Regions from separate parts of the Homo sapiens genome. Here regions 1 and 2 are each linked to region 3. The links are chromatin loops, found by intact Hi-C in ENCODE. Cell type or tissue: psoas muscle. All regions are shown on one strand. Region 1 has its middle 90 kb from the start of LINC03055. Region 2 overlaps RREB1 (ras responsive element binding protein 1). Region 3 has its middle 42 kb from the start of LINC03055.

Evidence for each region. Peaks named below come from ENCODE experiments on the same cell type or tissue, not always from the same donor. Only the 100,000 strongest peaks of a DNase experiment are listed, where the experiment ranks them.
Region 1: it touches region 3 in a loop (6-fold over the local background); 4 of 110 quality-filtered maps call a loop at or near these places.
Region 2: a loop joins it to region 3, with 1.9 times the contacts of the local background. A loop is called at or near these places in 3 of 110 quality-filtered maps.

The regions. Positions count from the first base shown.
Region 1 is chr6:6,971,667-6,979,666 of GRCh38, reverse strand. No RefSeq gene overlaps it. Among named protein-coding and RNA genes, the nearest start is that of LINC03055, 90 kb to the right of the region's middle. In psoas muscle, no CTCF peak of the experiment used is centred here; DNase peaks (open chromatin) are centred at 3,306 and 3,686; H3K27ac peaks cover 3,984 bases.
Region 2 is chr6:7,214,035-7,222,034 of GRCh38, reverse strand. The region is part of intron 8 of RREB1 (ras responsive element binding protein 1); the gene reads right to left. Among named protein-coding and RNA genes, the nearest start is that of SSR1, 95 kb to the left of the region's middle. In psoas muscle, no CTCF peak of the experiment used is centred here; DNase peaks (open chromatin) are centred at 2,524, 4,514, 4,994, 7,406 and 1 weaker place; H3K4me3 peaks cover 954 bases; H3K27ac peaks cover 7,701 bases.
Region 3 is chr6:6,923,736-6,931,735 of GRCh38, reverse strand. No RefSeq gene overlaps it. Among named protein-coding and RNA genes, the nearest start is that of LINC03055, 42 kb to the right of the region's middle. In psoas muscle, a CTCF peak has its summit at 3,503; DNase peaks (open chromatin) are centred at 3,695, 4,075, 6,145 and 6,805; H3K4me3 peaks cover 1,494 bases; H3K27ac peaks cover 6,775 bases.

The sequences.
Region 1 (8,000 bases), 48 kb before region 3:
GCTGTTTAAGTCACCCAGCCTGTGGTCTTCTGTTCTGGCAGCCCTAGCAGACTGATAAACAAGTTAGCTAACAATTACAAGTTACATAGCAATTTAAAGCTTGCAGAATACTTCCTTTGTGCAACTTCTTTTAAAAATTGTTATGTTTTGTTAAAGGGGTAACAAAATACTGTCAGGTAGCATGTAAAAATCTGTTTTCTTTTTAAAAAATCGAAAACAAATTTTTTTGTAGAGACTGGAAGTGGTGCGGGGCGTGTGCCGGGGGTCAGGGCAGCAATTGTCACTATGTTGCCCAGGCTGGTCTCAAACTCCTGGGCTCAAGTGATCCTCCTGCCTTGGCCTCCCAAAGTGTTGGGATTACAGCCATGAGCTACCACACCTGGATGAAATCTATTTTAATTAAGTGCATACATTTCTTGCATCATGAAGTGTTATTGAGAAGTGCTATAAAGCAGGTGGAAATGTTTGACAATTAAGTAGTGAAGCTGAAAGTGCAGTACAATAGGTATTCCTTGGGAGAAGCTCCTTGTGCTGTTTACCCTAAATCTCCTGCTCTGTGCTTCCCTGCATGTTGCTAGTACTTCTGGAGCTGATATAATTTTTTTTCCAGCTACAGTGTGCAATGCCGCTTCAAGACAAGAGGCTACAATTTTGTGGACGGACTTCCAGAAACACGAATTCCTCCTTCCACGCCCTAATCCTGATTTCTTGGATTAGTGAATCACAGACACAGTCATTGTGCTCTGGTACCAGCTTGTTGGTCCCAGCTGTTTACACGAATTTACCTTTCCTCCCTTCCTCTTTGTGCTCTACTGACACTTTTCCTTTTGCACATAAGCTCCTTCCTCTCCCTCACAGTTTTAGTAAGAACCATGGGCAGCTGGAGGTGAGGGACCATCTCCTGTCCCCATACTTCAGAAGGGCCTGGGAAAGGTAGGAAGAAAGTGTCACCTTTGTCCTACCAGTGAGATACACTAGGTACTTAGGCACTTTGGCTTATATCAGCACTGTTGGAGTTATGAGTTCAGTCTTGGAAAATGAGGTCTCTTCAGGCCCTTTCTTTCTCCTTTATGAAATGTGTTAAACTTGTCCGGCCGGGGTAAATTCCCATCCTCCAAAGCCTTTGAGTATCTCCCTGTTGCCTATGAGGGTGACGGTTTTTAAGGTCTGGGTAGGAAGGATCAGTGCCTGGGTGGCCCCAGGCATTAAGGGTTTGGAGGGTTGGATTATCCTCAGGGCAGGCTCTGCTTTTCTTTTCCTTTATTATAGTAAAACATACATAAAATTTACCATTTCAACTATTCTTCCAACTCAGTGGCATTAAATGCATTCATGTTGTCCTGCTACTATCACCACCATTCATCTCTAGGACTTTTTCATCTTCCCAAACTGAAACTCTGTCCCCATTAAACAATTGCTTCCCATTTTTCCCTCCCTCCAGCCCCGGGCAACCACCATTCTATTTTCTGTCTCTAGGAATTTGATGATCGTAGGTGCCTCGTACGAGTGGAAGGACATTTGTCCTTCTGTGTCTGGCTTATTTCACTGCGTATAATGTCTTTGAGGCGCATGCATGCTGTAGCATGGGTCAGAATGGCCTTCCTTGTTAAGGCTGAATCATATTCCACGGTGTGGATAGACTACATTTTCTTCATCCACTCACCCGCCGATGGACACCTGGGTGGGGTCCATCTTTTGGCTATTGCCAATAGTGCTGCTATGAACACGGGTGTACAAGCATCTGTTCAAGTCTCTGCTTTCAATTCCCCCGGGCGTACACCCAGAGGAGAATTGCTGAGTCCTGTGGTCATTCTCTGTTTAACTTTTTGAGAAACCCTCAAACTGGTTTCCACAGAGGCTGGGCCATTTTACATTCTCACCAACCATGATAGGCACCTTTTTAATATGTGTGGTAATTTATTGGGCACCTTCAGCTGCTCGATTAAAGCTATAGGGAAACAACAGGAACACCGTGTAAAATGTGCAATGGCCATATATAACAGGTTACGTGCCAAACAAAAATCTCTTTTCTTCAAGTTTTCTCACCAAACAGCTTTAGGTTTAGGATTCATTTTGAACTTTTTTTTTTTTTTTTTTTTAAGACAGGGTCTCACTCTGTTGCTGCTCAGGCTGGAGTGCAGTGGCACAGTCATGGCTCAGTGCAGTCTCAACTTCCTGGGCCCAAGTGATCCTCCCACCTCAGCCTCCTGAGTAGCTGAGACTATAGGCGTGCAGCACCATACCCAGCTAATTTTTGTGTATATACATTTTTCTTTTCTTTTCTTTCTTTTTTTTTTTAGAGAATGGGTTTCACTCTGTTGCCCAGACTGGTCTCAAACTCTGGGCTCAAGAGATCCTCCTGCCTCAGACTCCCAAAATGTGGGGATTACAGGAGTGAGTCACTGTGCCCACTTTGAACTCTAATACATAGAAATATTTGACCAAACAGAAACCAAACTCTCCCTGCTCTATTGAAAGTGATCTTGTAACAAATAAATTCCTTGGACCAGACTTGTGGCTTTCTGTGCAAATGTGACATAGCAGTTATATATTCAATAACAAAGTTAATTTCCTCACTTATTCCAAATGTTTGTTGAACTTATTAGGAAAAATTATTCCTTAATCTAAGTTTTTACCCTTTGCTTTGCTTTGAAATCAAATAAGTATATACTTATTATGCAAGTTAAAATTCTTATAACAAACTGTGCAGGCATCTGGAAGGTGGTATGTAAAGGTGCTCAGTAAGTGTCTGAAAATGGAACAGATTCTTTTTTTTTGAGACAGAATCTTACTCTGTCACCCAGGCTGGAGTACAGTGGCGTGATCTCGGCTCACTGTGACCACTGCCTCCCAGGTTCAAGCAATTCTCCTGCCTCAGCCTCCTGAGTGGCTGGGATTACAGGCACACACCACCACGCCCAGCTCATTTTTTTGTAGTTTTAGTAGAGACAGAGTTTTGCGATGTTAGCCAGGCTGGTCTTGAACTCCTGAGCTCAAGCCATCTGCCCGCCTCGGCCTCCCAAAGTGCTAGGATTAATAAGCATGAGCCACCTCTCCTGCCTAGGAACAGATTCTTTCTGATTAGGTTTTGGAACCAGTGGTACATCACCTCCTCTCTTCCCCTAAAGTTCTGGGGTAGAAGAAAGGGAGAATTTAGTTCCATGTGGCTGTTTTAGAGAGGTTTTTAAAGCGTGGCTGATGTTGTGCTTGCCAGTGACAAGCAGAACACTTTTTAAAAATAGATTGATTGATGGAGACAGAGTCTTGCTCTGTTGCCCAGGCTGGAGTGCAGTGACACGATCACGGCTCACTGCAGCTTTAGACTCCTGGGCTCAATGGATCCTCTTACCTCAGCCTCCTGAGTAGCTGGGACTACAGGTGCACACGACCACCCCCAGCTAATTTTTTGCAGAGTTGGGATTTTACTGTGTTGCCTAGGCTGGTCTCAAACTTCTGGACTCAGGTGATCCACCCACCTCAGCCTCCCAAATTGTTGGGATTACAGGCATGAGCCACCGCACCCAGTCAGAACGATTGTTTTTGAAGTGACCCTCTGCTTGTTTTTGAAGTGACCCTCTGCTTGGCTCCACGTGATTCTGTCACACGGCACTGACTACGTTGTATTTATCAAGGGAAGCTGAGAGGCTTAAAATAAAAGCTGATGATGCACAAGAAAGCCCTGTGCCAACTGCAATGGGCTGTGAGCAGGTGCTGTATGTTTCTCTACTAGCAGAGGTGAAGCCAGAACAAGGCTCTTGTATAGGAGCTTCCTGTTCCTGACCCTTTACTGCCCTGGCCCTCCCATGGGAGAGAACGCCACTTCCGATGATAACTTTGGCTCCACTGGTGAATCTGTCTTCAGCCTGAGGTTTCTTATTTGTCTCTTTGATAATGGTACTTAAGAAGCTACCAAGGAGGTTAGGCCCAGTCTAATTTGGGGACTAAAAGATAAGGGTTGAGGATTCTTTTGCAACTCTTTATCTACTACTATGGAACTTGGTCTCACATCAAAAAAAAAAAAAAGAAACTGGAACTAGAGGAGACTAAAATAGGTTGTGTTCCAGGATTATATGGAGCAACCTAATTTGGACTGGAAACCGTGGAGAGAAAGTTCATGACCTTGACCTGCAGAACTGTAGGCACTTCCCCTTTGGTCAATAGGCACCAACTTTGCACCATATCACATTAGGGCCATCATCCAGGAAAGATTTTTAAGTTCAAGAACTTCTAGGTAACTCTCCTGTACTTTGTATTTCAGCATCTTCTTCTTATACTCACTGGCTATGGAGACATGAATTGTGCCAAGTGGGAGGGTAGTTCCTCCTAGGGTTCTTTTTTTTTTTTTTTGAGACAGAGTCTCGCTCTGTCATCCAGGCTGGAGTGCAGTGGTGTGATCTTGGCTCACTGCAAGCTCTGCCTCCCGGGTTCAAGGGATGCTCCTGCCTCAGTCTCCCGAGTAGCTGGGATTACATGCACCCGCCATCACGCCCGGCTGATTTTTGTATTTTTAGTAGAGACGGGGTTTCATCATGTTGGCCAGGCTGGTCTCGAACTGCTGACTTTGGGTGATCTGCTCCCCTCTGCCTCCCAAAGTGCTGGGATTACAGGCATGAGACACCGCATCCGGCCTCTCCTAGGGTTCTGAGGGCTTTTTCTTTTATACAGTCTTCCCAAGAACGTGTTCTTCTGACTGACGTTCCTGTCTCCATTTCCTCACTTTTCTCAAGGCAGCACATGCACTGAGCACGGATATGTATTTTTTGTAGTTGGCTAAGAGCAATAGTTGATATTTGAAATACTCTTTTGACCTTGATATACTGACTCACCAGCTAGTTTTAATGTGTAAGCTGAAGTGAAAAACAATCGTGTCTAAAATCTATGTTCTTTGGGATACTTAGCACATGGCAGTCTTCATATATTAAATGTCACTAGTGATTATACGTTGCTTGTCACTCGTGATAGTGTAAATAAGAGAGTGTGAATCTTGGTGGGTAGACGTTATTCTCAGGTGCATTGTATAATTACTTCTGGCCTTGAACAGACGCAGTTATTTTTTTCTTTGCATGTCAGTCACTGAGACCTTACGAGGTGTTATGTTCCGTGTCATAAAGAGATTAAGAAGACGTGGCCGGGCGCAGTGGCTCACGCCTGTAATCCGAACACTTTGGGAGGCTGAGGCAGGTGGATCATGAGGTCAAGAGATTGAGACCATCCTGGCCAACACGGTGAAACCCCGTCTCTACTAAAAATACAAAAAATTAGCTGGGCGTGGTGGCGGGGGCCTGTAGTCCCAGCTGCTCGGGAGACTGAGGCAGGAGAATGGCGTGAACCCGGGAGGCGGAGCTTGCAGTGAGCCGAGATCGCACCACTGCACCCCAGCCTGGGCGACAGAGCAAGACTCTGTCTCAAAAAAAGAAAAAAAAAAGACACATTTCTTGCCCTCAAGGAACTTAGGAAAGGGCCTGAGAAGAAAACAGTCATGTCAATGTGATCATTGCTGCAAGAGAGTTTTGGACCTGAAGCAGGAAGTCTGCTGCTCTTGGTTTCACGGAGGAGAAGAAAACTTTTGAATAGCCGGGTTGGGGAGAGTTAAGCTGAATCTGGACCAGGGTTCTCCACCTCAGCACTATTGACATTCTGGGCTGGATAATTCTCTGCGGTGGGGGGCTGCCCTGTGCACTGCAGGATGTTTAGCAACATCCCGGGCCTCTACTCACTAGATGCTGGTGATAGCAACCCTGCATTCTCCAGGTCGTGTTCATGAAAAAAGTCTCCAGGCATTGCTGGGAGACAAAATTGGCCCTGATGGAGAATCACTGGGTCACCAGGGAAATCAGAGGGGACCACATCATGGTCAGGCATGGAGGGAGGAGAGAGCACGGTCCATTCCAATACTCTCAAGTGGATCAAAACTGAGTGGAACTTGGTGTACCTGGAGGCTGGAAGGTAGCTGGGCCTGACCTTGAAAGTCTCATCTGCAGATCCCAAATGAACTATGTGGGTGCAGGGGCAGCAACAGGAAATAGCACTTTCACATCAACTCAGAGCGTTCTCGGGGGGCCTTCCAATGGGTGTCATTAATAATATGCACCATCTGGCAGCTTCCTATTTGAACTAATTAGTCTTGCTAAGTACATGCTAAGCTTTTAAAATCGTTATTTTAAAATGCTGTGCACACTATAGTTCGGTGCCTTGGGGCAAAGCCCAGGTCTCTCAGTTTATGGCCACCCTTTGAAGAGAGGGTTTCACGTGCGTTCACCGCTGAAGGGTTTAGTAGAAGATTGTTTTTGTTTGTTTGTTTGTTTGGTGTTATTGTTGTTTGCAGACAGGGTCTTGCTCTGTTTCTCAGGCTGGAGTGCAGTGACATGATCATGGCTCACTGCAGCCTCAGACTCCTGGGCTCAAACAATCCTCCTGCCTGAGCCTCCTGAGTAGCTGGGACTACAGGTGTATGCCACTGTGCCCAGATAGTTTTTTATTTTTTGGTAGAGATGGGGTCTTGCTATGTTGGTCGTGAACTCCTGGTCTTAAAAGATCCTTCTGCCTTGGCCTCCCAAAGTGTTAGGGTTATGGGCATGAGGCACCATGTCTGTCCAAGTAGAAGACTGTTTTAGCAAGACTGACCTGTTATGAAAAGTCAGAGGGTACCAAGACCAGAGTCTGGGCAACCTGAGAGAAGGCAACAGAAATAATGAGTACTTGAGACTAAGACAACATGCGCCTGGGGTGGACAGGAGGGCTGGCTTGTGAGTCAATTAGAGGGTATGGCGGGCTGGGCTTGGACACGGGACATCAGGAGGAGGAGACTAGGATGAACCCAGGTTGTCTGTGTGGGCCTCTCCCTTTGGTAGGTGCATAGCAATGGGAGATAGGAGGGTAGCCAAAGCAGGCACAGCAGAGAGAAAAAAGACGGTAAGTTAGAGTCTCTAGTTGGGATGGAGGGAAGTTACCTCACAGACCACTGGAGTCTGGCATTGAGGAGAAAGGGCCAGACTGGAGATAAAGGTTTATGAGTCATCCTGTCGAGGTAGTAGTTGAAGCTGTGGGTGAGATTGCCCAGGGGGAGTGTGGAGAAAGAGAGTCAGGAGGCTGGGATGCAGTTGGGAGAGTAGCAGCTGTTTTCCATTCTGATTCAAAGCCTCTTTAGTAAGTTCTTTGTCTCACCATCCCTTTCCAAACCCACAGCCCACAATGATTACTCTTCTTTATTATTTTTTAAATTAAAAAGATTTTTTTTCTTTTAGAGAGATGGAATCTCTCCATGTCCTGGGCTCAAGTGATCCTCCCACCTTGGCCTCCCAAAGTGCCAGGATTGCAAGTGACAGCCACTGCTCCTGGCCTGCCCTGTCTTCTATGCAAACCCCCAACCCGCTTTTAAAAATCTAAGCTGCTCGCTTTCCATCTAAACAATGACCATATTGGAGAGGCCTTGGGTCCAACAACTCTGTATTTCTGTTACCTTTTCTGTGTTTTGCTCTTGTCTTTTGAACTCCCCTGGAAGCTCACAAAGGCTTGGGTTGCATTTTTGTATCCTGTACCCCCTTACCCCAAGTCAGCTACACCTAGTAACAGTCTCCCCTTTGGATGTTTTGATGGCCCATGCTAGAGGATCCTTAAAGATTCTAGGTCCGGTTGAACATTTTGGCTAGACGACAAAGTTCAAGTCCCCTTGGAAGAGCCCTATGCCTGTCTCCCTGATGCCAGCAACTGGAGCTCAGGGGTGACTCTGAATATCAACATTTCCTAGGTCCGCTTGGTGAATCCTAAACCCTGATTCCACGAGCAGCCTGAAAGCAGAAAAATCTCCTTGACTTTACCTCTGAAAACACTGCTTGGAAGAAGGGTGGTTTATTTCACTAAAAATAAGCTAGATGTTGAAGCAGTGTGTTGGAAAATAAAACGCCAAGCTCATTGTTTATTTTGGAAAAAAATGTTAAAATTCTGTTAATGCAGTTGTAATTGGTGATCAATACAGAAAGGCTGGTTAGAGGCCTTCATGA
Region 2 (8,000 bases), 290 kb before region 3:
CCCTTCTCATCTAAAACGGGGGGATCTCTGCAGTTACTGTGAATAACAAAGTGCTTTGAAAACTGCAAAGTACTTTTCCAAATTTAGTCATTATGTTATTGTACTAGGGAAAAAAAGAAATCAGGAAAAGCCCGTTTCCTGGCACGTTTTAGCTAACGTGAAAAATCAGGAAAACCTGAGTTTTAATTTCAAAGGAACATGTTCTCTCTTCTCACTTTCAAGAACTTCACAATCGTCCTTACTACTTCTGTCTAACTGCAAAACTCATGGGGAGAAAAGTGTTCTTTCTGGCCAGTCTTCTGCCTCATCCCACCTGCTCCCTTCACCTGCCTCCTGAAAAGAAGTGCATGCTCTCCCAGCCTGCACAAGCACTCAACCTCCTAACAGAGTCTAAGCAAGGTGATCCACACTTCACACCCTTTTCATGGAATTTCAACTAAGGCACTCCTATAAGTCAAAAGACATAAAACATGAAAGTGGCAGAGAAGAAATTTCTGCTTTGAAACCAGAAGCATGTGGTGCAGCTGGTTAAAAGGAAGAAACACCCACAGAAAAACACTTGCGGCCGGGCGCGGTGGCTCACGCCTGTAATCCCAGCACTTTGGGAGGCCGAGGCGGGTGGATCATGAGGTCAGGAGATCGAGACCATCCTGGCTAACAAGGTGAAACCCCGTCTCTACTAAAAAAAAATACAAAAAATTAGCCGGGCGCAGTGGCGGGCGCCTGTAGTCCCAGCTACTCGGGAGGCTGAGGCAGGAGAATGGCGTGAACCCGGGAAGCGGAGCTTGCAGTGAGCCGAGATTGCGCCACTGCAGTCCGCAGTCCGGCCTGGGCGACAGAGCGAGACTCCGTCTCAAAAAAAAAAAAAGAAAAACACTTGCCTCCCTGCCTCACACTCAGCACCTGTTGATAGACCTTAAATAAAACCAGTGTGGAAAACCACCACCCAGAAACACTTGGATCAGCCCTATCAGGTGGAGACGCGAGGGTTCATCCAGCCTTCCCAAGGCCCCAAGGAGAAAGCTTTGCAACCTTGTTTCTAAGCAGCTCTTCAAGGACAATAGAGGCCACTGTAAATCTGTGGAGGGAGCTGCTGGATGCAAAGCCGGCTGCAGGCATCAGGGTATTTGCAAACCTCCTTTGGGCTTGTCAATCTCCATTAAGACCACAGCCACTGGCCAGGTGGTCCCCACGACTCTCTCCTCAACCCGTCTGTGGCGTATCTCCACTCTGCCAGGGGCTCATAAAGAGCACGATTGCAAAATATTAATATTTAGATGGGGCAGAACTGCACTTAGAGCCACAGGAGAGGGGAGGGCTGTAGGACAATTTCGTTTTGCAAGAGATCTTGACAATGTGCCAGAGGAAAGGTTTACAAATCGGATTGGCTGCCTTTTGATTTTCTGGCAACAGAGATAACTCGATGTTGGAAACAGGATAACTTTTCCAAATGGAAACTAACTTTGCTGTCAGTAAAGTAAATGTATTTGGGGGAAGTGTATCTCTTTGTAGAATTTAAAGAAAATTAACAAAACCCCACTGACCCTTTCAAAAACAAAACTTTCTTTTTCTTTTAAAATCACACTACATTACTTTTAGGAAGAAAAAAAAAATCATCAGTGGAAAAATCTCCAAATGACAGATTAAGGTTAGATTACACACGGAATCCAAAATGGACATTCAGCCTGACCTCAACTTACAGGAGCTGCTTAGCATATGTGAACTCCAAATCACTGCTCACAGAAATAAGTGTTTCTGTACCAAGACAGTGCACAAGAGCCTGTTTCACCCAGAAAACACCTGCATTCTAGCACACGTTGGCCAGTGTTTCTGTAAGAGGATAAGAAACTTTAGAGTGCTGGAGTAGATTGGACCATTCCCCACCCCCTGTATGACACGCCAGTCGCTGAACTGTGGGTCCTGCCTCCAGTGGGGCTGCTCCACTGTGGAGGTTCCTATTATGGGGTGGAGGGGCTCTAGCAGTTCTCAGGGTAGATGGTAGGAGGGGGCTGTGGTGTTGGGGTGTGTGGAATTGGGGCTCCCTGGAACAGCAGAGGTGAAGCAGCTGCCTGCACTTATCCTCCATCCCTTCCTTCCTCCCTTAGTATCAACTGTAATGTCCCTGGCGGCACTGGGTAGGGTGAAGTAGAGAGAAGGGCTGGGGGTCCCAGTGGAGGAAGACGACTCCCAGGTCATAAGGTAAGCTCTTTCTACATGGCCCCTGGTATGTAAAGGCACAGATGGCAGGAAGGTGGCTGCCAACACCAGGGGCCGGGAACCACGATCACAGAGAGTCTCTGATATGTGCTTAGAGAAGTGCCTGTGGTTGTCAGTGACTACACAGGCACTGTCACAGCCCTTACTGTCCCTTTTCCAAAAATCAAACAGACAAGCCAAATCCCACAGCATACTGGCTCTGACCCTTGCTGGGCTGGAAAGGGCACAGCGCTAACATGGTCAGAGAAGTCTGACTCCCACACGAGCTGGTGAACTCCACGCTGTCCTGAAGTCACAGAGACCCAACCCGCCAGCCACTGCCTGACCACGTGCCTGAGTCACCAAAGGCAGGAGGTACATAGGGCGAGGGGTGGGACCAACCAGCTCCAACAGGTCAAGAAAATACACTCAGTTGCTAGCTGGGGTTTTGTCCTTTCAATCCTCAAGGGACTTTAATACAACAAATAATGTTCTTATTCACACTCAGATTCACTAAGTCTTAAGAAAACAAAAGTAAATTAAAATTTTATTTTATTTTTATTATTTTAGAAACAGCGTCTCACTCGGTCAGCCAGGAGGGAGTGCAGTGGTGCGATCTCAGCTCACTGCAACCTCTACTTCCCGGATTCATGCGATTCTCATGCCTCAGCCTCCCCAGTAGCTGGGATTACAGGCCTGAGACACCGTGCCTGGCTTTTTTTTTTTTTTTTTTTTTTTTTTTTTTTGTATTTTAGTAGAGATGGAGTTTCGCCGTGTTGGCCAGACGGGTCTCCAACTCCTCACCTCAAGCGATCCCCTTGCTTCGGCCTCCCAAAGTACTGAGATTACAGACATGAGCCACCGTGAGGCCCTAAAATTTTAAAAAGCATTGAATTAATGGCTGTCTGTGCTACACAGTCTGCCTATTTAGGCAGGGCACAGATATCTGTTCTTCTGACAGCAAATGTCCTTGGAAGAAGACAGGATATCCTTTTTTTTTTTTTTTTTTTTTTAAAGAAAGTTGCACAATTCTGAGCTGGGATAGAAATGCAGTGTGATAAATATGTAAATATGTTGTTATGGTATGGACATTCTCTAGAGGGAGTAATGGTAAAGAGGCAGCCAAAAATAGATCCAGCAGTTTTGATACCTCACAGCAGAGTTAAGGTACTTATCAGGAATAACTATCACTGTTAAAAGCATCAGCCCTGAAAAGGGAATCTGCAATCTGTAGCCAGTAACTGAGCCTAGTACCTAAAATGGGCAGGGTGCATGCCCAAAGGCAAATTTATCAGCAATGTGATTTACAGAAATGGAAAACAAGGACACCAAAAGTCTCTTTTTTTTTTTTAACTTCTTAACCTTGTGGCTAAACAGTTTTGGGATTAGCTCCCCCAGTGCTCACTAACAGTAGTATTTTATTCATCTGGCGACCTTAACTCTCCAGAATAAGATGAAAATCCCAAAGTCAACAAACAGGCCTTAACAGAGTGGCCCAGAGATGAGAAACCACTCAGGTGCTTCCTTGGGCTCTCTTCTCTGTCATGTAACTCCATCAAGTCTACCATTGTGACAGCTGAGGGACAGATATCTGACCTCCTCACAATCAGCAAGAAGGGTGAATTTTCTTTTTTTTAAACTATGCTAAGCATATTTTTGAAAGGCTGCATTGGCAAATTTCAAACATCAGGAAACTCACTTCCTTAGAACCCTAGGGTTCCCCCAACAATCTAAAGAAAGTGATGTGTTGTTCTGTTACATAAAGGTGTCGAGTTCCTTCACGTTTCTAAATATCTGCTTTTCACACAGTGGGATTAAGAAACGTGGGAAGCAAGACTCAAACCAAATTTAAAGAGCCACTCCATTTCCCAATCTTTACAAAAGCGAAAACTAGATAAAAACAGCTGTTTATAAGAGTAAAGGACAAATTGCTTTCATGTTCTCTGCCAAGTGAATCGCACCTGGAAGTTGACTCCTTTTCAATTCCATTGGAATGGGATAGCCATAGAGTGCCACAACACCTATAACTGTAAATGTTGGAAGGTTTAAAATATCTAAAAATTTTAATTTTATATAAAATTTTATATAAAAAATACATTCTAAATAATAGTATCAGAAGAAAAATTTCATTTAGTATTTGTTACACTCTGAGGATTGTGGATTATCTCCCTTCATCCTCACAACAGCCTTCAAATCTATTTTCCAGATAGGGAAACCAAGTCAGCACTTGCCCGAGGTCACAGAGCTGCCAGGCGGCAGGCTGGGACGGAGCCGGCTGGCTTCGTTCCACTCTGCCAGGCTGTGCGTTCAGAGGACAGCTATTTGCAGATGCCCTGGCTCCTTATGTGACCCACACATCCTTAATGCCTGGACGCTGGCTCAGCTGGGAGCATTTCCTAATGCTGACACTCCCTGCTCCCTGCAACCCTCATCAGAAGAACCTGCGAAATACCTGCCGAGAAGCTGCCACTCAGCTTGACCATTTCCTTCAGATACTGAATTCCTTCCTCATTATTGTGTTTTAATGGAGAGACTGGCATTCCTTCTCAAAAGGGATTTCATGCTTCATTTTTCCTGTTCTGTCTCCAGAGGCCAGAAGGAGTAAGTGCAAACAACCTCTCCTCTAGAGTCCCAACCAACTCACACATTCTTCTCTCCTCAGCCCACCCTCCCCTGCCCATCTCGGGGCAGAGAACTGACATCCGACAGCTGCACTAATCTCTCCCAGTTGCTGCGAGCAACAGTGATGGCCCTGTGACAGGGCCCTGGCCAGGCAGCCGTCCCTCCCCATGACCCAGGAACCCGCCCAGGCTGCACACAGCAACCCAATGCCCCGCTCTGACTGTTCAACCAAACCAGCGTGGCGTGAAGCACTGGGCAGAGTCTGAGGGACTTCACAAAGGGTGTGTAGTGGCTACCGAAGCTGGGTGGGCCACTCCTTGCTCTGGGCCTTGGGTGGGGGACAGGGTAGTCCTGACCAAGGCTTCTGTACCTGTCAGGTGAGGGGTGGGGGCAGTCTTCCCCTCCTTGAGGGACCTCTGTTCATAGCCCCCGGAAGTGTTTAAAATCTGTTTCTGCCTGCCCAAGCCTCAGACTCACAGACTCTTCAACAGAAGATGCTGACAAATATTTTATCTTTTCCCTGTTTTTAGGATGACATTTGACAAGGGTGGGATCAATCCCGGGTACATGAGGAGTCTTGGGGTCTCTGTAGGTGGTAGGCGTGTGGTGAAGGGAGATAAACATTCCTTGGAACAGTGGAGAATGCAGGAAAAAGAAGGCATTTCCCTTTGGTGGCCCCACTACTAAGATACAGGAAGGGGGTGGTCTCAGCTGCCCTCACTACTCATGGAGCCGAGGTTCCTGTCAGAGCCCCCTTGGGCTCCCTATGTACCAATTCCCAACAGAGATTTAATGTCATCACCTTGAACTCAGAGATGACCAGGGTCAATGAAGTACCAGACCCGGTTGGGCCCTGACCCAGAGGAAATTAAGTGAAGCACCACAGCCTCTGATGTAAAATCCCAAGGAGAAGTTTTGCATCCACCAGATCCCTCTGCCTGCCTGGAATCTGAGGGAAATGTGCCCTCCTGGGCCCTGAACTCACCCCTGAACTTTGTTTTATAACCAACCAGCTTGTTTTGTGCCTAGCCCGTACCCTGTCTCAAACATCACTCTTTCCTTCAAGCCTGGGCAAGTGCCTGGCACACAGTACAAACTCAATCATTTGCTGGGTACATTTTAACTGAAATGATGTTAACGTTACTTATTACCCGAACTCCTTTCATCAGGGGGCCATCTAAGATTACACAATAACTTTGGCCGAGTTTCACCCTCAGCAGTGGCTGTGCCAACAGGGTGACCATCCAGCTGCCGCCCTTGGGCCTTCTTCACACACAAGACATGGCTCCGCGTCAAAGCTGCAGCCCTCCCTGCCGTAGGTGGCTCATCTGAAACCTCTCTGTGGGCTGTTAAGCACCTGAAATGTGGCTGGTGTGGTGCAGCCAAGACGGGCTGGGGTCACGTCACACACACCAGATTTCAAAGAGTCAGTACATGGAAGCAAGAATGTGAACCACATCACTCACCATTTTTCTATTGATTATGTGTTGACATTATATTTTGATGATACTGGTATACTCGATGAAGCATTATTCATTTTGTCTCTTTCTTTTTACTTTTTAAAACATGACTACTAGGGCCAGGCAGGGTGGCTCACGCCTACAATCCCAGCACTTTGGGAGGCTAAGGTGGGCAGATCACTTGAGCCCAGGAGTTCAAGACCAGCCTGGGCAACAAAGGGAGACTCTGTCTCTGCAAAATATACAAAAAAATTAGCTGCATGTGACGGCACATGCCTGTGGTTCCAGCTACTTGGGAGGCTGAGGTGGAAGGGTCACTTAAAAGCCTGGGAGGTCAAGGTGCAGTGAGTCATAATCATGTCACTGGACACCAGCCTGGGTGACAGAACGAGATCCTCAAAATGAAATGAAATGAAATAAAAAACGGCTACTAGAAAATTCCAAGGACGTGCGTGGCCCAGATTCTCTTGCTGGCCGGGCTGACCTGGATGCTTCTCCCAGCTGACTTCATTCACAGCAGGGTATGGCCAGTTGCTCAGTTCTATTCTGATGGACATTCAATGCCCAGCAACATCCTCACACAAAGGATGTCCTCTGTGTAGCCGCCTGCTCTCTTGAACACTCCGTCCCTCACCTCCGATTCCAAACGCCAGCTCGCCATAGCCTGACTCCGCTTCCTCCTCTGCCTTCTCTCCCTCATCTGGGGAGCCCTGGGGGAAGGGGGATGACTGACCATTGGTCATGTCAGGGTGAAGCTAACACCTGATCCTAAGAGCTGGCATCTCTACAGGCAGCTTTGTGTCTTCCTTTTGTTCTACGACAACACTTCATTCATTTGAAACACAGTGGAGTGGAGGGAAATGGAGTTGAGATTTATATGAGTTTGGATTTCCAACACTTTTTATTAAGGAACAATGGGCACCTTGCCAGTGTTGGTGGGGAGTGGAGAAGGGGGATAAGTGCAGGAGAGTGAGAAGGCAACAGCTGTTTTGAGTTACAAACCTTCAGTCTAAGCGGGTAGCATCCCACTGTGGTTCTGCTGCCTCTGGGATTTGAAATGGAGCTGGTGTCTATTTTAGTTCTGGGTTAACAAGCTGTCTCTCCCACTAGCTACTGTCCCAGTTCACCGCCTGGCTAGGCCCCGCTGGCGCAGGCTGCCCCAGGCCTCCTATGATAGCAGCCTATTATGGGGATCGGCAGAGCAGAGAGGAGCAAAGGGACATTAACCATGTTCTGTAATCAACTCTTTTTGGTTTCCAGATGCCAGCCCCACCCCATCTAGCAACAATTATAGATAGAGGCACAGGGCAGGGGTGGCCTGTGTGCCCCCACAAAGGATGCCTGGCAACTCTCTTCTTACGGGCCACCCCTCAGCCACAGCTGTGGGGCCAGCGAAGTGAGAGCCTGCCCAGAGGGGCCAAGTCCCTGTCAGGTTACAAAATTGTTAAGCCAACCCCTCACCAAACACAGGGCATTATTAGTAAACAGGTGAGGAAAATCCTCTAGGTCGGCTAGCTGGACGTGCAGGACTGAGGGTTCAACTTCACAGCCTGTCTACAGCACCAGCCCTACCATCACTGTGGATTAATCACCCACCAAATCCTACCCATCCCAACTATGAAAAAAATGACGAGCGTCCAGTGCAATGCCCATCTCCAACCTCTGTGCAGAGGAAGCCTGGCCTCTCCCTGGAGCAGGTCCTTGTTCAGAGGATTGCTCCAG
Region 3 (8,000 bases):
TTTGCAAAATTCCCCCCACAGGTTGAGCAAGTCACTGTGACCTCTACAGAGAAGAAATGCCCCTGAGATGCACTCTCATTTGGAAAGATTCTAAAAAATACAGTTTGGAACTTCCGGGTTTGCCCCAGCCATGTGCAGTCCTGTTTGTGCTTCTCTCCTCCGTGCTAGGAACCTCCACCTTGACTCCCTATTTCTAGCAAACAGAAGGACCGCTGCTGCCTTCCATGAAAGGCATTCTATATCAGAGAGGGGCACGGAGGAAAGGGAATAAAACAAAAGTGAAGTCAATTTGCATTCAGATGTTGGCATTAAGTATTAATAGGGCTTGGGGTGAGGGTAGTTTCTCTTTTATTCATGCTCAGGTTGCCATGGCTGTCTGGGTTTCCAGGGATGGCAGAGGGGGATGGTGAAAAGGAGGAAAGGGCTACTGAGCCTTCGTGGAGCTGTTCAAGGTCAGAGCCTCACCCTGTGCCCTGACACTGTGGCCCAGATGGCTGAGAGCGAGTTCAAGGAACTGAAAGATGCAGAAGTTTCCAGCACAACCAGAGAATATCTGATTGGCTTCTCTTTAACTGATAAAGACCCTTGTGCTTTAAAAACAATACCCTGGCCAGGCATGGTGGCTCATGCCAGTAATCCTAGCACTTTGGGAGGCTGAGGTGGGAGGATCACTTAAGGCCAGGAGTTTGAGACCAGCCTGCGCAACACAGTGAGACCCCCATCTCTAAAAATAATAACTAACAAAAAATAAAAAAAAACAGCAATAACCCAAGCTTAGGCTCAAGAGGGAATATCAGCAGAGAGATAGGAAAGTGAAGAGTGGTACCATGGGATGGCCCAAGTTCAGATACCCTTTGAAGGCAGGGCTGGAGACTGTGTTCGATTGGGAATGGGAGAGGCCCTGTCCTCAGCCTGTGGAGCCACTGGCCCCTGTGCTTTCTTGTTCTAATTCACAGAACCAGGAAAGAGGAGAGGGTGGGATGGGAAGGGCTGGCACCCCTGCTGCATCCACCTCTAGCCTTTGGAAGGCGATCAGGAAGCTGTGCTGATGGTACTGGACGGGCAGCTGCTGACTGAGGAAGCGATGGCTCTGTGCCCAAGGTGGGCTTTGTGACCAGGGGAAGTCCTTTCCAGAGGAAGCCCTTGAAGCCAAGTATCCTATAAGGGGAGGATTCTGTGTCTTCTTTTTCTTACTTTCCTTTTTTGAGAAAGCCTCTAGACTCGTACCACCCGAGTCACTGTTTATTTAGCGCTCTTGCAAGGCTGGCTCTTGTCACCCGTGTCTGAGCCTGTCCCTGCATTAGCCTCTTCCAGGGAAGCCTGGAAATTTCCATCACTCCTCTCTAATGCAACCCTACTCTGCCCCAGCCAGACTGCCCTGGGAATGTGTTAGCTTGACAGCAGAGAGCAGTCGTTCTCATTCTTGACTGCTCACTTGAAGCACCTGGATGGATTTTAAAAGTTCAGATGCCCAGATGATACATGGTGCAGTCAAATCAGAATCTCTAGGGGTGGATCCCAGGCTCGGGAGTTTCTAGAACTCCCCAGGGTGATTCCAATGGCTGCCAAGCTTGAGGGTCAGCATGGGGCTTCTGAGTGCATCCAGATTGCCTGGACTCGATTCTCATCTCTGCCACTGGTACTAGTCTTGGCCCAGTTATTTTCCACGTCTGCCACAGTTTCCTCATCTGTAAAATGCAAATCATAACGGTACCAATAGCATATAGCATTAGTATGAGGATTAAATAAGTTAATATGTGCTACGGGCTTGGAAAGTGGCTGGCACAGTCAGTGCTCTAAGTGTTTGCCGTGTGTGATGCCAGGGAGCACATCTTAAGAGGGACTTGGGCAAGAGGAACAGGCAGGGGACAGAACCTGAGGATGTGTCTCACGAGCAGAAGTGTAAAGACCTGGAGGTGTATTTCTCCTGGAAAGGAGGAGGCTTTGTTGAGATAGGATGGTCATCTTCAGATTCCTATCAGATGGGAAAGAAATGACGCTTGTTCTGCATGACTGTGGAGGAAAGAACAAGGATTCAGTAGCGAAGAGTTTCCAGCAGAGCCATTCATTCACTCTGCAGTGAGATGGACAGTGTCAGGAGGAGTGACTTCCCAGGCTCTGGGATGTTCTAGCAGCATTGCGTCAGTTTTTGGTGGAAAGGTTATAGGAGGAATCGGAATGGAACGGAAGGACTTTCAAGGCCTTTTCTAGCCCATGCCTTGCATGTACTGAGCAGTGCTAAATGTTAGTTGTTATGAAATGCTGTCTTGAAGTGGGCAAGGCCTGGCAGGGGATGGTGGTGGAGGCTATCATTGAGTCTAAAACTGTGTCCAAGAGAGTACTAGGCTGAGCATGGAGGCTCAAGCCTGTAATCCCAGCAATTTGGGAGGCTGAGGTGGGAGGATCGCTTGAGCCCAGGAGTTTGAGATCGCTTGGGCAACACAGTGACAGCCCATCTCTACAAAAAATAAAAAAAATTAGCCAGGTTTAGCGGGGAGCAACCGTAGCCCTGGCAACTTGGGGGAGGCTGAGGGTGGAGGATCCCTTGAACTCAGAAGTTGAAGGCTGTAGTGAGCCATGATTGCACCACGGCACTGCAGCCTAGGCAACAGAGGAAGGCCTTGTCTCAAAAAAAAAAAAAAGAAAAAAAGAGAAGACCAAGGTCAAATGAGGTGGAGTCAAACCTGTTCTCAAATTGAGGGGTGAACACGGGGGCTGGGGTTGGAACCTGGCCCGTGCAGGCATTGGAGAGGAGCCAGTTAAGACGCCTGCCTAGGCCGGGCGCGGTGGCTCACGCCTGTAATCCCAGCACTTTGGGAGGCCGAGGCGGGCGGATCAGGAGGTCAGGAGATCGAGACCATCCTGGCTAAAACGGTGAAACCCCATCTCTACTAAAAATACAAAAAATTAGGTGGGCGTGGTGGTGGGCACCTGTAGTCCCAGCTACTCGGGAGGCAGAGGCAGGAGAATGGCGTGAACCTGGGAGGCGGAACTTGCAGTGAGCCAAGATCGCGCCACTGCACTCCAGCCTGGGCGACAGAGCGAGACGCCGCTCAAAAAAAAAAAAAAGACACCTGCCTAGGGGTGAGTATCGGGCTTCTGCTGTGAGGAGGGGTCGAGATACCTACAGGCCCTCTACTGTTAGTTCTGGACACAGGATAGATGGCTGGGCTGGCTTTGTTTAAGGCATAGGGTCAAAGAAGACACTTTCTAAATCTCAAGAGCTCAGCCTTAGTAGGTTTCCACCCAGGACGTCCGTGCGCCATACCGTGCCCTGTGCCTTCTTCACTCCCTCTGGCCTCCCTCTCTGTACAGATTCCTAGCATTTTGCCTACCCTGGGGGAATTCTACCCAGCCTATTTCACTTGACTTTTCCTTTTGGCGTGGGGCAGAGACAGCACTAGTTGTGACACTATGGTATTTCACTAAAAATCAAGCCACATGTCCCTTTTACTAAGTCAGCCCCACTCTCACCCTCTAGTGTTTGCCCAGCACATGTTCAGCCACATCCCTTGTGTGAGCTTGGTGGGTGGCTTCCGCACGGCGCCTGGTCCTCATTCTGCCCCACCCCTGCTACCCTCCTCTGCAGGGCTTCAGGGTTGTGATCCTCGGTCCTACTTCTCCCTGGCTGACCTGACCCCTTCAAGCCCAGTGACCCCCTTCCCTCAGCGTCTCTGCCACTCTGCATAGCCACACCCCGTAGGAGGCTCCACCCTCCGGATGGCCATCTCGGAAATGGCTTTGTAGCCACCACCCCGTCCTTCCATGGGTCCCACTCACTCGTTCCTGCTAAGCCTCTTCTTCGCCTTTATCGCGGCCCCTGGAGCCCCTCCTTGTGTTTGGCACTGTGGACCCGTCCTGGTTGCATCTGTTCCCTCCCTCCCTCCCTTTGTGGTGAAATGATTTGGCAAAGTTCTCAAAAGCACCTCCCTTTTCTTACCCTCTTGACCTTCCCCTGTGTCTCCCTGGGCAATCCTTTCATCTACTCCTGATCCCAAAGTGCTGAATTCCACTGAAGAGATTTGTGCCCCGAAAGTAATTGGACGCCCTGCCCAGTCCTGCTGGGGACGCTCCCAGTGCCTTCAGGCATGGTCCTCTGACTCCGTTTTTAGCTCCCTATCAGATTCCCAGGACAGCTGCTCCAAATCTTTTCCACTCTCCTCCAGCCCTAACTGACCCTGCTCGTTCCCCTCTCCAGAACAGACCTCTTCACTGCATTGGCTAAGCAAACCACCCCTCCCCACTACGGAGATTGCTGACTTTTTTTTTTTTTTAATGGGGATAATTTCTCATTCTCTTTTTCTTTCATTTTGTTTTGGGGGAGAAATGTTCCTTATTCTTTCTAAGGCTAAAGCCCCCACCCTTGCTGCTAACCTTCTCTTTATTTATTTATTTATTTTTATTTTTGAGACAGGGTCTCACTGTCACCCAGGCTGGAGTGAAGTGGTGCAATCATAGCTCTCTGCAGCCTTGACCTCCCAGGCTCAAATGATCCTCCTGCCCCAGCCTCCTGAGTAGCTGGGACTACAGGCGTGAGCCACGGTGCCTGGTCTCTCTTCTTTCTCTGCGATCCTGCTCAGCTGTCACTTCTTCTCATCTTAAACCTCCTTTTCCTCTGAGCCCTGAATCTTGAGACTTTCTCTAGTTTCCTTCATCTTACAAAACAACCAGCAGCAAAGCTCTTATCTTGTTTTCCTCCTGCCTCCCTCCTTTCTCTGTCATCTTCCTCATTTTCTCAACCCCTTACCATCCGAGTTCCCCTGTCCCCATGAACTAGCCACACGGAGCTAATGTCCCTAAACTATGCCTTGCCATCTCCCCCTCCCAGGGAGGCAGCCGGCGAAGTGGAGAAAGTCCTGGCATTGGAGTCAGCCTTGCAGGGGTTCACATCTGGGCTTTGCCCCGTATGCGTTATATACTCCTGACCCTCATTTGATACATTTTTAATCTTTCCGAAGTCCAGTTCCCTCCTCTGAAAAATGGAAGCAGTGATACCTAATTTATTTGGTTGTTGTGAGTATAAATGAATTTATACTTCTAAAGTGTCCAACATACAGTTGGTGTAAAATTTTAAAAAATGATTCCCATTTATCCCTTGCTTTAGCTAATGCTGATTCCTTCATGCGGTATGCCTTTGCCTTCTTCCACGTACCTGTTGGATTTCCACCCGCCTCTCAAGGACTAGGTACTTCCTTCCCTTTTCAGCTGCTGGGCCCAAGTCCTTGAAGTTATTTTTCCCTCTGAACCTTGTTTCTCTATTGCAGCAGGTGCTGTGGTCTGCCTTGTATCAGGATCGTTGGTACATGTTTGTCTGGCCTGCATACAATCAGGAGCCTCTGGGGGCAGCGATATTGAACTCACCTTTGCATCCCTCTAGAGTACCTTTGGAGAGTCTTGCATATAACAGTTCCTCAGTGACAGCTAAATTTAAAAGAATTGCTTGCTGTGAGTATACCTTAATAATTTGAAAAACAATTCTAGCTGATTTGGTTCCCACACATGAATATACTTCCAAATCTTGTAGAGTTTACAATGAAATAGAGATTTACAATGTAAAGGTCTTCTAATGAACACCCTCAGGTCTGGCCAGATTTTGGGAGGTCCTTATGCTGCCTTGTGGACATTATTTGTCTTCAGGTTACTAAGGTCCTGTGTCGGCAAGTAGTTAAGACATTCGCTGCCTGGTGGAATTGATCACATTTCTCGTGTTAAAGGAAATGGCCAGGCTAGCAGATATCTGAGATTCCTTCCAACTTGAACGAACTATGACTCAGTGATCATGTTTAGAGTGTGATGTAATGAAGATACTCATTTGTAAAAGTGACCAAGGATGCTTCTCATGTTTGTCCTGTAATGAAAGTTCAAAAAGAAGGGTTAGGGTTAGGTTAGGGTTTAAGGTTAGGCTTGGGGGCTGTTTTCTCAAGTGCATTAGTTAATTCATTTTTTTCATGCCATCAATACTGAGCACGGACTGTGTGTGCCCAGTTTGGTGTTGGGCACTGGGAACAAGACAAGTCAAGCTCAGTCTCAGCATAACCCAGTTGGCATCTGGCACACTCTTCTTGGGAAATAGAGACAGATGCATGGAGGTGGGCCGTGGGCTGGGCGACTGCCTGGGCTTAGTGGCCAGTGTCAGAGAGGACAGTCTGGAGGGACAGTCTTCAGCAGTAGTAGCACCTGCCCCTCCTGGCAGGACCCTCCACATGGTTACTCGGGTCATGAGTCCCTGGGCTTGTCACATTATCCACAGGCCGGCTGAAATGCCTTCTGCTATACACACCACGCTTCCCTCAATTCATCTTTCAATCTGGAGGATTTACAAAGATTTATACCATTAAGAGCAAGATCTCAACAACATGCCGTATGGGGAAAACCTGTTTTGCTTCTGCCCTTATAGGTATTAGTCTGTAAGCTCTTCTGGGCAGGGACCCATTTTCTGTGTCATGGTTCTCTGTGCAAAGCTTTATTCCTTCTAAGGGCCAGGGTTTCACATGTTTGGGTCTATTCCTCTATCCAGGATTAACATGGAGGAACCATTGACCAATGGTAATTTACATTTTATATTGAGGCACGTGGGTCTGAGTCCTATCTTATATCCCCTAAGAAAACCTAAAGACAGGAGGAGTTGAGGACGCCAGTTTTTCTTAGCGTTGAGCCTGCGTCTTGCTGAGGAGCACCTGGGCTGAGATGCGCTCATCTTCCTCACAGCCTGGAGGCCATGGTTTTTGATTCTCCAGGGGTCTGGAGGCAAGAATGGAGGACAGATGGGAGGGTCAGTGGCCTCTTCTGTGTGTTCCCTGCACCTGGCCACAAATCAGATGGGCATGCGTCATGGGTGAACTGCTGTCAAGGACAGGGAAGTCACAGTACTGCCATCTGGGCTGTGGCAGGAAAGGGATACATGGAATCTTTCCCAGTTCTTGGTGATTTTGCAGGACCTTGTGAATCCCTTTTCTTCTCTCCTACTGGCCATCTCCCTCTATAGTGGACCACCTGTCAGAAACCCATGTGAAGAGACCCAGATTCACCCCCGTGTCCACATAGACAAAGCAGAGGGGAGGGGAAGGTAGAGAATGGGGAAAGGATGGTGGTCCTAATGCTTTCTCTAAGTGGGTCAGGAGCAGGAGAGAGAGGAGGGCAGGTAGAGTGCAAATAATCACAAAATAATTTTTTTATTTTTAGCCAACAAAATGAATCAAACAGCAACTACTATTTGTTGATGACCTATTATGTTTCTAAGTACTTTATTATTATTATTATTTTTGAGATGGAGTCTCGCTCTGCCACCCAGGCTGGAGTGCAGTGGTACAATCTCTGCTCACTGTAACCTCTGCTTCCCAGGTTTAAGTCATTCTCCTGCCTCAGCCTCCCGAGTAGCTGGAATTACAGGCCCACGCCACCACACCTGGCTAATTTTTGTATTTTTAGTAGAGACAGGGTTTTGCCCTGTTGGCCAGTCTCGTCTTGAACTCCTGACCTCAGGTGATCCGCCTGCCTTGGCCTCCCAAAGTGCTGGGATTACAGGTGTGAGCCAACATGCTTGGCCTGTTTCTAGGTACTTTATCTTACAATAGCCATATGGTAGATCCTGTGTCCATTTTACCTATGAGGACACTAAGGCTGAGAGGCTGAGTAACTTATCTTCGCTAGTCACGGAGCTAGTAATAGGCACGTCTCTCTGACTTCAAAGCTCATGTTTCTTCTTGTTCAACTGCCTCTGTGAAGTCTTAATTCAGAAAACTCTTCTGTGAGGTATATCCAGGGTCCATAAACATTTTACGTGAATCTTCTGTGGCTTTTACGATACATCCGTGTGTGTGTGTACATATATACCTATATAGACATGTGAAATGGAATGTAAGGGAGACTTCTGTTGTCTACGACAGGCAGAGCCTTCCTGGGGCTTTTTCCCAGTGGAACCATTGAATTCTTAGGTCCTGAAACTGGATTTGGTCAGTTAAATGTTGACCAAAGGTCTGACTCATGCTAACCAAATTGAC